Regions from separate parts of the Homo sapiens genome. Here region 1 is linked to region 2. A link is a contact called in ENCODE Hi-C or POLR2A ChIA-PET data. All regions are on one chromosome and are shown on one strand. The core of a region is the stretch at or near the end of the contact, and the rest is flanking DNA. Distances in the headings are between cores, read along the strand shown. Region 1 has its middle 46 kb from the start of ANXA4. Region 2 overlaps AAK1 (AP2 associated kinase 1).

Evidence for each region. Hi-C counts contacts between places; a loop is a spot of excess contacts on that map. ChIA-PET counts read pairs that join two places held with the same protein, here RNA polymerase II (POLR2A). Pooled maps may share reads with other maps.
Region 1: a loop to region 2 is called in a map of ACHN, with 7 times the contacts of the local background. The contact joins two enhancer-like sites. A Hi-C loop is called at or near these places in 3 of 168 maps with a recorded cell type or tissue (ACHN, motor neuron and upper lobe of right lung), 1 of 37 single-sample maps with no recorded cell type and 6 of 50 pooled maps. POLR2A ChIA-PET finds 5 or more read pairs at or near these places in 8 of 52 experiments (A673, AG04450, GM12878 and 4 more).

What each region holds. Positions count from the first base shown.
Region 1 is chr2:69,693,995-69,699,234 of GRCh38, forward strand. It overlaps a transcript of ANXA4 not described here. Among named protein-coding and RNA genes, the nearest start is that of ANXA4, 46 kb to the right of the region's middle. Within about 2 kb of position 1,542, at least 11 of the 41 ENCODE cell types and tissues checked have a DNase peak (open chromatin) inside an H3K27ac peak, as active enhancers do.
Region 2 is chr2:69,562,408-69,567,508 of GRCh38, forward strand. All of the region lies in intron 2 of AAK1 (AP2 associated kinase 1), which reads right to left. Among named protein-coding and RNA genes, the nearest start is that of SNORA36C, 45 kb to the left of the region's middle. Within about 2 kb of position 3,109, at least 5 of the 41 ENCODE cell types and tissues checked have a DNase peak (open chromatin) inside an H3K27ac peak, as active enhancers do.

The sequences.
Region 1 (5,240 bases), core at 292-2,791, 130 kb after region 2:
AACCAGGTTACGCATGGTTTATATAAAAAGTTGGTCTCCCTATTCCAACGTATCTGATTATCATGGAAACACTGTTTACCAGTTGCTATGGTCTGAATGTTTGTGTCTCCCCTCAACCCCTGCAACATTCATATTTAATCCCCAATGCAGTAGTATTAAGAAGTGGTGCCTTAGGAAGTGATGAGGTCCTAAAGTGAATGGGGTGAATGGGATTACTGCCCTGTGAGAGAGAACCAAGGGCGCTTGTTTGCCCCTTCCACAATGTGAGAACGCAGCAGGAAGATATCCTGTGAAGCAGAAAGTAAGCCCTCACCAGATACCACATCCGTTGGTGCCTTGACTTTGATCCAGAACAGTAAACAATACATTTCTTTTTTTTTTTTAATTATACTTTAAGTTTTAGGGTACATGTGCACATCGTGCAGGTTTGTTACATATGTATACCTGTGCCATGTTGGTGTGCTGAACCCATTAACTCGTCATTTAGCATTAGGTATATCTCCTAATGCTATCCCTCCCCCCTCCCCCCTCCCCCCACCCCACAACAGTCCCCGGTGTGTGATGTTCCCCTTCCTGTGTCCATGTGTTCTCATTGTTCAATTCCCACCTATGAGTGAGAACATGTGGTGTTTGGTTTTTTGTCCTTGCGATAGTTTGCTGAGAATGATGGTTTCCAGCATCATAACAATACATTTCTATGGTTTATAAAATACCCAGTCTATGGCAGCTCAGATGGACTAAGACACCAGTCATTCTGGGTAAACTTTGTTGTAAGATAAATTTATTTATTTATTGTTAAATTTTAAATATTTTCAGAGAGGGGGTCTTGCTATGTTGCCCAGGCTGGTCTCAAACTGCTGGGTTCAAGTGATCCACCTGCCTTGGCCTCCCAAAGTGCTGGGATTACAGGCGTAAGCCACCATGCCCAGGCTGTTATAAGATAAATTTAACCAGCCTAGGCAACATGGCGAAACCTCGTCTCTACAAAAAGTACAAAAATTAGCCGGCATGGTGGTGCATGCCTGCAGCCCCAGCTACTCAGGAGGCTGAGAGGTGGGAGTATCACTTGAGCCCAGGAGGTCGAGGTTGCAGAAAGCCATGATTGCGCCACTGCACTCCAGCTTGGGTGACAGAGCAAGACTCTGTCTCAAAAAAGAAAAAAAAAAAGTACACATTAAATTCCAGGAACATATTTAATGCAGAAATCCAGGCACATTCAAGCTATTTCCATATATAGTACTCACACCATAAACAGCATCCATTCTCCTCACGCTGAGAATCAAGGCAGATTTGCAGCTGCATTGCAGACGAGTATAACCTTTGACTTTGTCCTGGGGTTCATACCAGTATTCATTTGGTGCTGAGGCAGCACTCAGCACCCGTGCTGATTTCCCTCAAAAATGAAAAACAAACTCAGGTGGAAAATCTGGGCATGCAATGTCATTTGCTATTTTTGGAGATGAGGGAGAAAAAAGAAGTTGTGGAAAGTGTTGTAATAAGCAGCATAGAACAGCAGCCCATGAGTGTGAAATAAAACAACACCCGCATGCTCTTCTTGACAGTGATTGAATGGAAGCAACGAAGTGGAGGAGAAACCACGCTGGGGAGAGCTGGCATCCCCTTGGGAGAAGCCTTTCCAACAGTGGACTGAAAGCATGAGTTACCTTACCCTGTAAGATTAATCTCCAACCAAACAGCAATCTTACCTCTGAGATACAGGCATACCTCAGAGTTTATGTGGGTTTCAATCCCAACCACTGCAATAAAGCAAATATTTGGAATAAGTGAGTCACACAGATTTTTTGGTTCCCAGTGCATAGAAAGGTTATGTTTATACTATACTGCAGTCTATGAAGTGTGCAATAGCATTACGTCTTAAAAAAGTATATACCTTAATTTAAAAATACTTTTTTGCTAAAAAAAAATGTTAACAGTCATCTGAGCCTTTAGTGAGTTGAAATCTTTTTGCTAGTGGAGGATCTCATCTCAACACTGGTGACTGCTGACTGATCAGGGTGGTGGTTGCTGAAGGTTGGGTGGCTGTGGCAATTTCTTAAAATAATACAATGAAATTTGCCGCATTTATTGACTCTTCCTCTCACAAAAGATTTCTCTGTATTGTGAGATGCTGTTTGATAGCATTTTGCCCACAGGAGAACTCCTTTCAAAATTGGATTCCATCCTCTCAAACCCTTAGTTGATGCTTTATCAACTAAGTTTATGGAACATTCTCAATCGTTTCTTGTCATTTCAACACTGCTCACAGCACCTTCACCAGAAGCAGCTTCCATCTCAAGAAATCACTTTCTTTGCTCATCCACAGAAAGCAATTTCTCATCTGTTCAAGTTTAATCATGAGATTGCAGCAATTCAGTCACATCTCCAGGTACCACTTCTAATTCCAGTTCTCTTGCTATTTTCACCACATCTGCAGTGACTTGCTCCATTGAAGTCTCAGACCCCACAGTCATCCACGAGAGTTAAAATCAGCTTCCTCCAAACTCTGTTGATGTTGATAGTTTGCCCTTCTCTCATGAATCATGAGTATTTATAATAACATCTAAAATGGTGAATCCTTTCCAGAAGGTTTTCAATTTACTTTGCCCAGATCCATCAGAGGAATCACTATCTATGGCAGCTACAGCCTTACAAATGTATTTCTTAAATAACAAGACTTGAAAGTCAAAAATCACTCCTTGATCCATGGGCTACAGAATGGATGTTGTGTTAGCAGGCATGAAAACAACATTCAGCTCCTTGTACATCTCCATCAGAGTTCTTGGGTGACTAGGTGCATTGTCAAGAAGCAGTAATATATTAAAAAGGAATCTTTTTTATTTTTTGAGTAGTAAGTCTCAACAGCAGGCTTAAATTATTCAGTAAACCATGCTATAAACAGATGTGCTGTCATCCAGGCTTTGTTGCTCCATTTATACAGCACTGGCAGAGTAGATTTAGCATAATACTTAAGGGTCCTAGGATTTCCAGAATGGTAAATGAGCACCATGTTCAACTTAAAGTCACCAGCTGCATTAGTCCCTAACAAGAGAGTCGCCTGTCCTTTGAAGCTAGGCATTGACTTCTCTCTAGCTACGAAAGTCCTAGATGGCATCTTCTTCTAGTAGAAGGCTGTTTCATCTCCATCGAAAATCTATTGTTCAGTGTAGCCACCTTCATCTATGATCTTAGCTAGATCTTCTGGATAACTTGCTGCAGCTTCTCCATCAGCACTTGCCTCTTCACCTTGCACTTTTATGTTATAGAGATGGCTTCTTGCCTTAAATCTCATGAAGCAACCTCTGCTAGCCTCAGACTTTTGTTCTGCAGCTTCCTTACGTCTCCCAGCCTTCGCAGGATTGAAAAGAGTTTAGTGCCTTGTTCTAGGCTAGGCTTTGGATGAAGGGAATGTTGTTGCTGGTTTGATCTTCTATCCAGCTCACTGAAACTTTCTCCGTATCAATGCTGTTTCGCTTTCTTATCATACTTGTGTTCACTGGAGTAGCACTTTTAATTTCCTTCAAGAATTTTTCCTTTGCATTCACAACTTGGCTATCTGTTTGGCACAAGAAGCCTAGCTTTTGGCCTGTCTCAGCTTTTGACACACCTTGCTTACTAAGCTTAATCATTTCTAGCTTCGGATTCAAAAATGAGAGATGCACATGATTCTTCCTTTCACTTGAACACTGAGAGGCCATCGTAGGGTTGTTAATTGGCCTAATGTCAATATTGTTGTGTCTGAGCAGTGGAGCAGTCAGTATATAACATTTATTAATTAAGCTTGCTATTCTGTATGGGCACAGTTTATGGTGCCCTAAACATTAACAATGGTAACATCAAAGATACCTGGGGCCAGGTGTGGTGGCTCAGGGACTGGGCAAAGTGGTTCATTCCTATAACCTGAGCACTTTGAAAGGCTGAGATGGGAGGATCTCTTAAGCCCAGGAGTTTGAGGCTAGCCTGGGCAACACAGTGAGACCCCATCTCAAAAAAAAAAAAAAAAAAAGAATACTATAGATTGAGTGGTTTAAAAACAACAGAAATTTATTTCTCACAGATCTGGAGGCCGAGAAGTCCAGGATCAAGGCACTGGCAGATTCAGAGTCTGATGTGGCCTGCTTTCTGGTTCATAGTTGTTATCACCTTGCTCTGTCCTCACATGACTGAAGGAGCAAGGAAGCTCTTCTGAGTCTCTCTCATACGAGCACTAATCTCATTCATGAGGGTTCTGCTCATTCATGAATTTCCTCCCAAAGGTTCCGCCTCCTAATACCATCACCTTGAGGATTGGGATTTTAACCTATGAATTTTGCGGGACACAAACATTCAGTCTATAGCAGATGGAAGATGAAGCCCAGCTTTCTAGGAAGCCCCCACCCGCAGAAATTTATGGAGCTAAAAAACTGCCCTTCAACTCCCTCCATTTCCTTGGCTGGCCTCTTCCCCCGACATCTCCCTGTTGTTTCTCCACAGGGAGCTTTTATTCATTGAGAAGGCCAGAACAGAGTGGGGACAGCCATGAGGTGCAGATAGTGGGAGCCTAGGGCGGCAGAGAAGGATGACCAGAGGGCCTGGGGGCAGGAGTGTCACCTATGGAAGGAATGGATCCTGGGGACAAGCTGCGTTGTCGGCTCTGACTAGGTGGGGCGGGGCAGGACTGTGCGATGGGCAAGTGTGAACTGTTACTGTCTCCATTATGCAGATGAAGGAACTGAGACTCGATCATGAGGGGGATTCAATTCTGGTCCTTGTCACTCTGAGGCTTGTGTCCTTTCTGCGCTACCAAGCTTTGTCTCTGCTTCTCAAGATGGTGATACAACTACTAATTCATAAAGCTCTGCAAGAGGGTGGTGGTTTTGAGTTGTAATTTCAATGAAGAGGGAGAAGAAGTAGAAAGAAACTAGGTTTATTTTTATGCTTTGGAATATTGATTGAAAGAATCAAAAGGATATAAGAGGATAAGGCAGGAAAAGTGGAACAAGAGCTAAACAACAAAGCCTGGAAAATAGACTATACTAATATCTTAAAAAGCTGATGGATTGAAGGAAAGATTCGGGTGAGGGGGGACAACTGAAGATATGAATCATGGGTAAAGAGGAGGATGTGATGGTCTTTGCCAAGCACCAGCACTGGCAGTGGGAGTGTGTGGGGTGGGGTCTAGCGCTCATGTTCATGACATAGAGGAGGACCTGGGCCTAGAGCCACTCAGTAAACTGGTGGCAGAGCCAGGGTAAACTTTGGTC
Region 2 (5,101 bases), core at 1,859-4,358:
ACCAATGAAATTACTGAGATAACTTGGACTTCTACCTGCTAAATAAGCAAAGATGACAGAAGTGCCTAGTTCTTTGCTGGGAGAAGACAGTGAGTGAGAATTTGCAATACACAGAGGAGGGTATTACATAAATTCTAAAATCTCTTTTACTTCTGATATCAACATGAGATCATGGTCTTCAGACTTTTAAAAAACAAAGACAGGCCAGACACGGTGGCTCATGTCTGTAATCCCAGCATTTTGGGAGGTCGAGGCGGGCAGATCACAAAGTCAGGAGATCAAGACCATCCTGGCTAACACGATGAAACCCCGTCTCTACTAAAAATACAAAAATTAGCCAGGCGTGGTGGTGTGCGCCTGTAGTCCCAGCTACTCGGAAGCCTGAGGCAGGAGAATTGCTTGAACCTGGGAGGCGGAGGTTGCAGTGAGCTGAGATCGCACCACTGCACTCCAGCCTGGGCGACAGAGCGAGACTCCATCTCAAAAACAAAACAAATAAACAGACAAATTAGCCAGGTGCACTGGTGCATGCCTGTAGTCTAGGTACTCGGGAGGCTGAAGCAGGAGGATTGCTTGGGCCCAGGAGGTTGAGGCTACAGTGAACTATGATGGCACCACTGCACTCCAGCCTGAGCAACAGAGCGAGACCCTCCCTGTCTGTAGAAAAATAAATAAAGACAAAGATTTAAACACTCTCCTTGGGGGCGTCACCATGATATTCAATTCAGCAATGGGGCTTTGGAAGAAGAAGCAAGTAGTATATCTTCTGGCTCTATATTCAAACACTGAATCATGGTAGAGGGTGCCAAGTCCCAGGGGCTGTTCTGAATGAATCAGGACACCAGTGACTTCCACTTTGCAAGGAAAAGTGAGGGAAGGGAAGGTAAGGTGAGCAGGAAGAGGAGAAACACACCAAAGTGATTATCTGAGAAGTGATGGGAAACAGCTGGGCAAATAATGAGAATGATTAGACTAGGAATATGAGACAAAGAAGCCCATCATGGTGCTGAGACAGGGTTTCTGGGTTTGCTGCCAAAGAGGTTTGCTGGATATTTTAAAATCAGGCCTAGATTCTAGGCACTGAAATCACCAACTGTTTATTTCTTGCAGGTAAAAGGAAACTGCACTCCTAACATAAGTCCTATATACACTTTTGGGAATGAAGTCCACTTGTCTGAGATGGAAAGATGACACAAGCCAAAAGAGCTGGAGGATACCAAATGAAGAAAAACCGCATCCAGGCCCATTTTCTGCTCTTCGTTTTCCAATTTTCTGCCCTACAAACTCTTTGTTTCTCTTTTAAAATAAGGTGAAACTCAACAGATGCTGCTTACTTAAAGCAGAAAACAAGCATAAAATAATAGTGTTCTGAAGCTTTTCTAAGGAATCAGACAGATAATTCAGTTAAAGTGGGTTTCATCCAGGAGACGTAAATGAACACTGAACAAGTTGCTGGATCTCTCTGGCCTTCATTTCCTCATGGGCAGAAATTAAGACTAAATTAGGCCAGGCGCGGTGGCTCACGCCTGTAATCCCAGCACTTTGGGAGGCCGAGGCAGGTGGATCACGAGGTCAGGAGATTGAGACCGTCCTAGCTAACATGGTGAAACCCTGTCTCTACTAAAAATACAAAAATTAGCTGGGTGTGGTGGCGCATGCCTGTAATCCCAGCTACTCGGAAGGCTGAGGCAGGAGAATTGCTTGAATCAGGGGGTCGGAGGTTTCAGTGAGCCGAGATCACGCCACTGCACTCCAGCCTGAGTGACAGAGTGAGACTCCATCTCAAAAAAAAAAGAAAAAAGAAAAAAGAAAAGAAAAGAAATTAAGACTAAATGAGTGCTACTATTTAAACTGGGTTCCTCCAAGCCCTAGGATTACAGAAGGTACTTCAGTGGCTGCACGAGGAAAAACTGACCTCCCTCCCTTACAAGGGTAGGGCTCTGTATACTGCTTCCTCCTCACCTTCAAAGTAGCTCTACTTTTAGCTGTGTAATTTTGGAGAAAGGCTAGAAAAAAAAAAAGGAGCAATTCTGCTACAAAGGAGAGAAAAATTTACCCCCCAAATATTCTACAGCTCTAGGTATAAGTATTTTATAAAGACAAAAAGACTACACCACTACAAGTCATGCAAATAGCCCTCACTTACATGCCTACCGAAGGTGTAGATGTGTACAGGCAGCTTTTAGGGAAGGAGCTATGCCCCGCTTCACCTTGAGACATGTAGTATTCCTTTAGAGCCCAACAGGTTAAGTTCGAATCCTGGCTCAGGTAAGCTACAATTTCCCTGAGGCTGTCCTCTTACCTGCCAAGGGCTTTCACTTCATGCTAAAGCCCTTCTTCTGACATGCAGGCTATCTGACCACGTGATTGTATCAACCAGCCCCTAGGTCATAGTCCTTCAATCAGGACTGTGCACCAACTCACAATATCCTCCCCACCCCCACTCCTACCTCAAAGCTTTGGGGATGATCAAATGATAAGCAAAGCACCTAGCACACAGAAGGTGTTCCTGCCTTTCCCTTCCACCCCCACCTCCCTGCAAAAACCACTTTGTATTTGTATGATACATTACTTATCATAAAATTCTAAATCTGGAATATCTTCTCGAGATCAAGAGCACAAACCCAAATGCCTGAAGAGCCAGGGAGATCACATAAAGGAGTGACACAGTCCAGCTTTAACAAAACGTATGGAGGGTGTGTGATGACACAGACTCACTGTCAGGAAGATCACAGGGAGGAGTGGGGCCGGTGGCCCTGAGAAAGTTCATGCCCCTGCTCATGGGGCAGCCATTCCTCAATGCCAGCCAATTGCTGTCACGAAGGAACGTGGGCTAAGAGTTGTCAAGTCTTTTGACTGCTAAAAACAGCTGGATCTTTAGGTGAGAGCTCCTGATTTAAAAATCAGGCAACAAACTTTTAAAAATCTCTTAAACCTTGTGCAGTTTAATGAAAACACATTTCTAAGCTAGGACTGAACCAGACAGCCCTGCTTCCATCTTTACAAGGGCCTGTGAAGTCAGCAGGTCATGTACTACAACCTCCACTTGACCAACTGGGAAACTAAAACACAGTGAAAAGCCTAAGCATCCTCCTTAGTACTGCCACCTAGTGGCCGGACCAGGGCTAGACTGCAAGGGTGCCAACTGGTGTCCCCTCTCAAGCTGCCGTCCCCTCCCTGCAGCAGCAGATCATGCAGGAACACCTCCACTCCCAGGGAAGGGAGAAGAGAAATGGCACAGTGAAAGGCAAGAGGGACTGCCCACAGCTCTGCCTGTCTAGCTGATCAGGTGGGAGAGTGTCCTCTCCATGGTGAGAGCTTGGGTGTACCATTCAGGTGGCAGAGTATCCTCTCCACGGTAAGAACCTGGGTGCACTATTCAGGTGGGAGAGTGTCCTCTCCACAGTTAGAACCTGGGTGCACTATTCAGGTGGCAGAGTGTCCTCTCCACAGTGAGAGCTTGCGTACACTATGCAGGTGGCAGAGTGTCCTCTCCACGGTGAGAGCTTGGGTGGACTATTCAGGTGGCAGAGTGTCCTCTCCACAGTGAGAGTTCGGGTACACTGTTCAGGTGGGAGTGTGTCCTCTCCATGGTGAGAGCTTGGGTGGACTATTCAGGTGGCAGAGTGTCCTCTCCACAGTGAGAACCTGGGTGCACTATTCAAGTGGGAGAGTGTCCTCTCCATGGTGAGAACTTGGGTGCTCTATCCACAGCATCTGTGAGCTCCCACAAGGAATGACCCCCAAGAGGCTGATCAACACCCATCCACAACTTACATTGAAGACAACTTTGCCAAAAGCTTCGGAAGGAACAAAAGTTTTCAAAACTCTAGAACAGATGGCAAGGAGCACAGCAAAGCTTTTTCCAGGAGAAAAGGTCAATGCAAAGCATGTGTCAACACTGATTTCAGTGGGGGCTTGGGGTTTGTTTTTTTAATGTCAATCTCTCCTCACTTGCCTCAATTAAAAATCATCATGTGCCAGCTCCTTCTGGAGAACATGTCAAAGCAGTCCTTTCCCCAAGCAGATAGAACACCCAGATGGGGGATGACTTGAGGTTTTCAACTCCCTCTCTCCCCACTCAAGCTGTGGGCACAAAATCAGAGACTGGCAAACGGTGGTGGTTGTGGAGGTGGTACAGAAACATCAACAGAACCCAATCGAGGCCACAGCCCAGGCTGAACATGGCACACTGGCCTGGCTATTGGTTCTTTCTCTCCAGGACTGTTATGATTGATTGGGGAGGATCTCCAGCTCAGGAGGTTCTTTTTAGGGGTTTGGCAAGAGTCTCCCTCCTCCTCTCAAAAATTAATTTTCCAGGAAAAATACTTGCCTGGAACAAAAGGGAAGAGTTTAAGAAATCAAGTTGGTTCACATATACCAGAGACTTTTTGATTACTGCACCTAGAACCACAGCACATTGGGCCTGGGCTATCAGCTAAGGCTAACCAAGAAAGGGCCTTTCCACAAGCTACCCGCCCCCACCTTTGCCGTACTGCTGCCACAGAGTTAGCTATCTGGCAAATGTAGAGAGATATGCTGAAAGACATCAGAAACTTAATATCATTTGAAACTTCGCAATGGCTTCTCACCCCTCTTAGAATAAAACTCCAAATACTGACCAAGGCCCGCAATTCCCAGAGTGATGTGGTCTCTCTCCAACCTAGCTCATACACCTCCACCTTCCAGTGCTCACTCTGTTCCAGCCACAAGAGCCTTCTTTCTTCTTCAGCATTGCTTATGCTCCAATCTGCCTAAGGATCTTTGCACATGCTTCTCCCTTTGGCCCTTTCACCCCATTCTTGGCCTGAGCCACTCCTAGTAATCATCCTTCAGATTTCAGGCTAAACGTTACTTCCTTGCTAAGCCTTTCCTGATGGTCCCTGGCCCTCACTCCCATATGATTAAGTTCTTTGGTATACACAGCACCCTCTACTTTCCCTCCAGGACATACCATGAATATAATTAAATACTTATAGGGTAATTCCTGGTTGCATGCCTTCTTCCCCTGTACACTCTAAACTGCACAAGGGCAGGGACGATGACTGATTCACTGTGGCATCTCTGTCACCCAGCACAGTGGCTGCTCCATAGCAGGTTC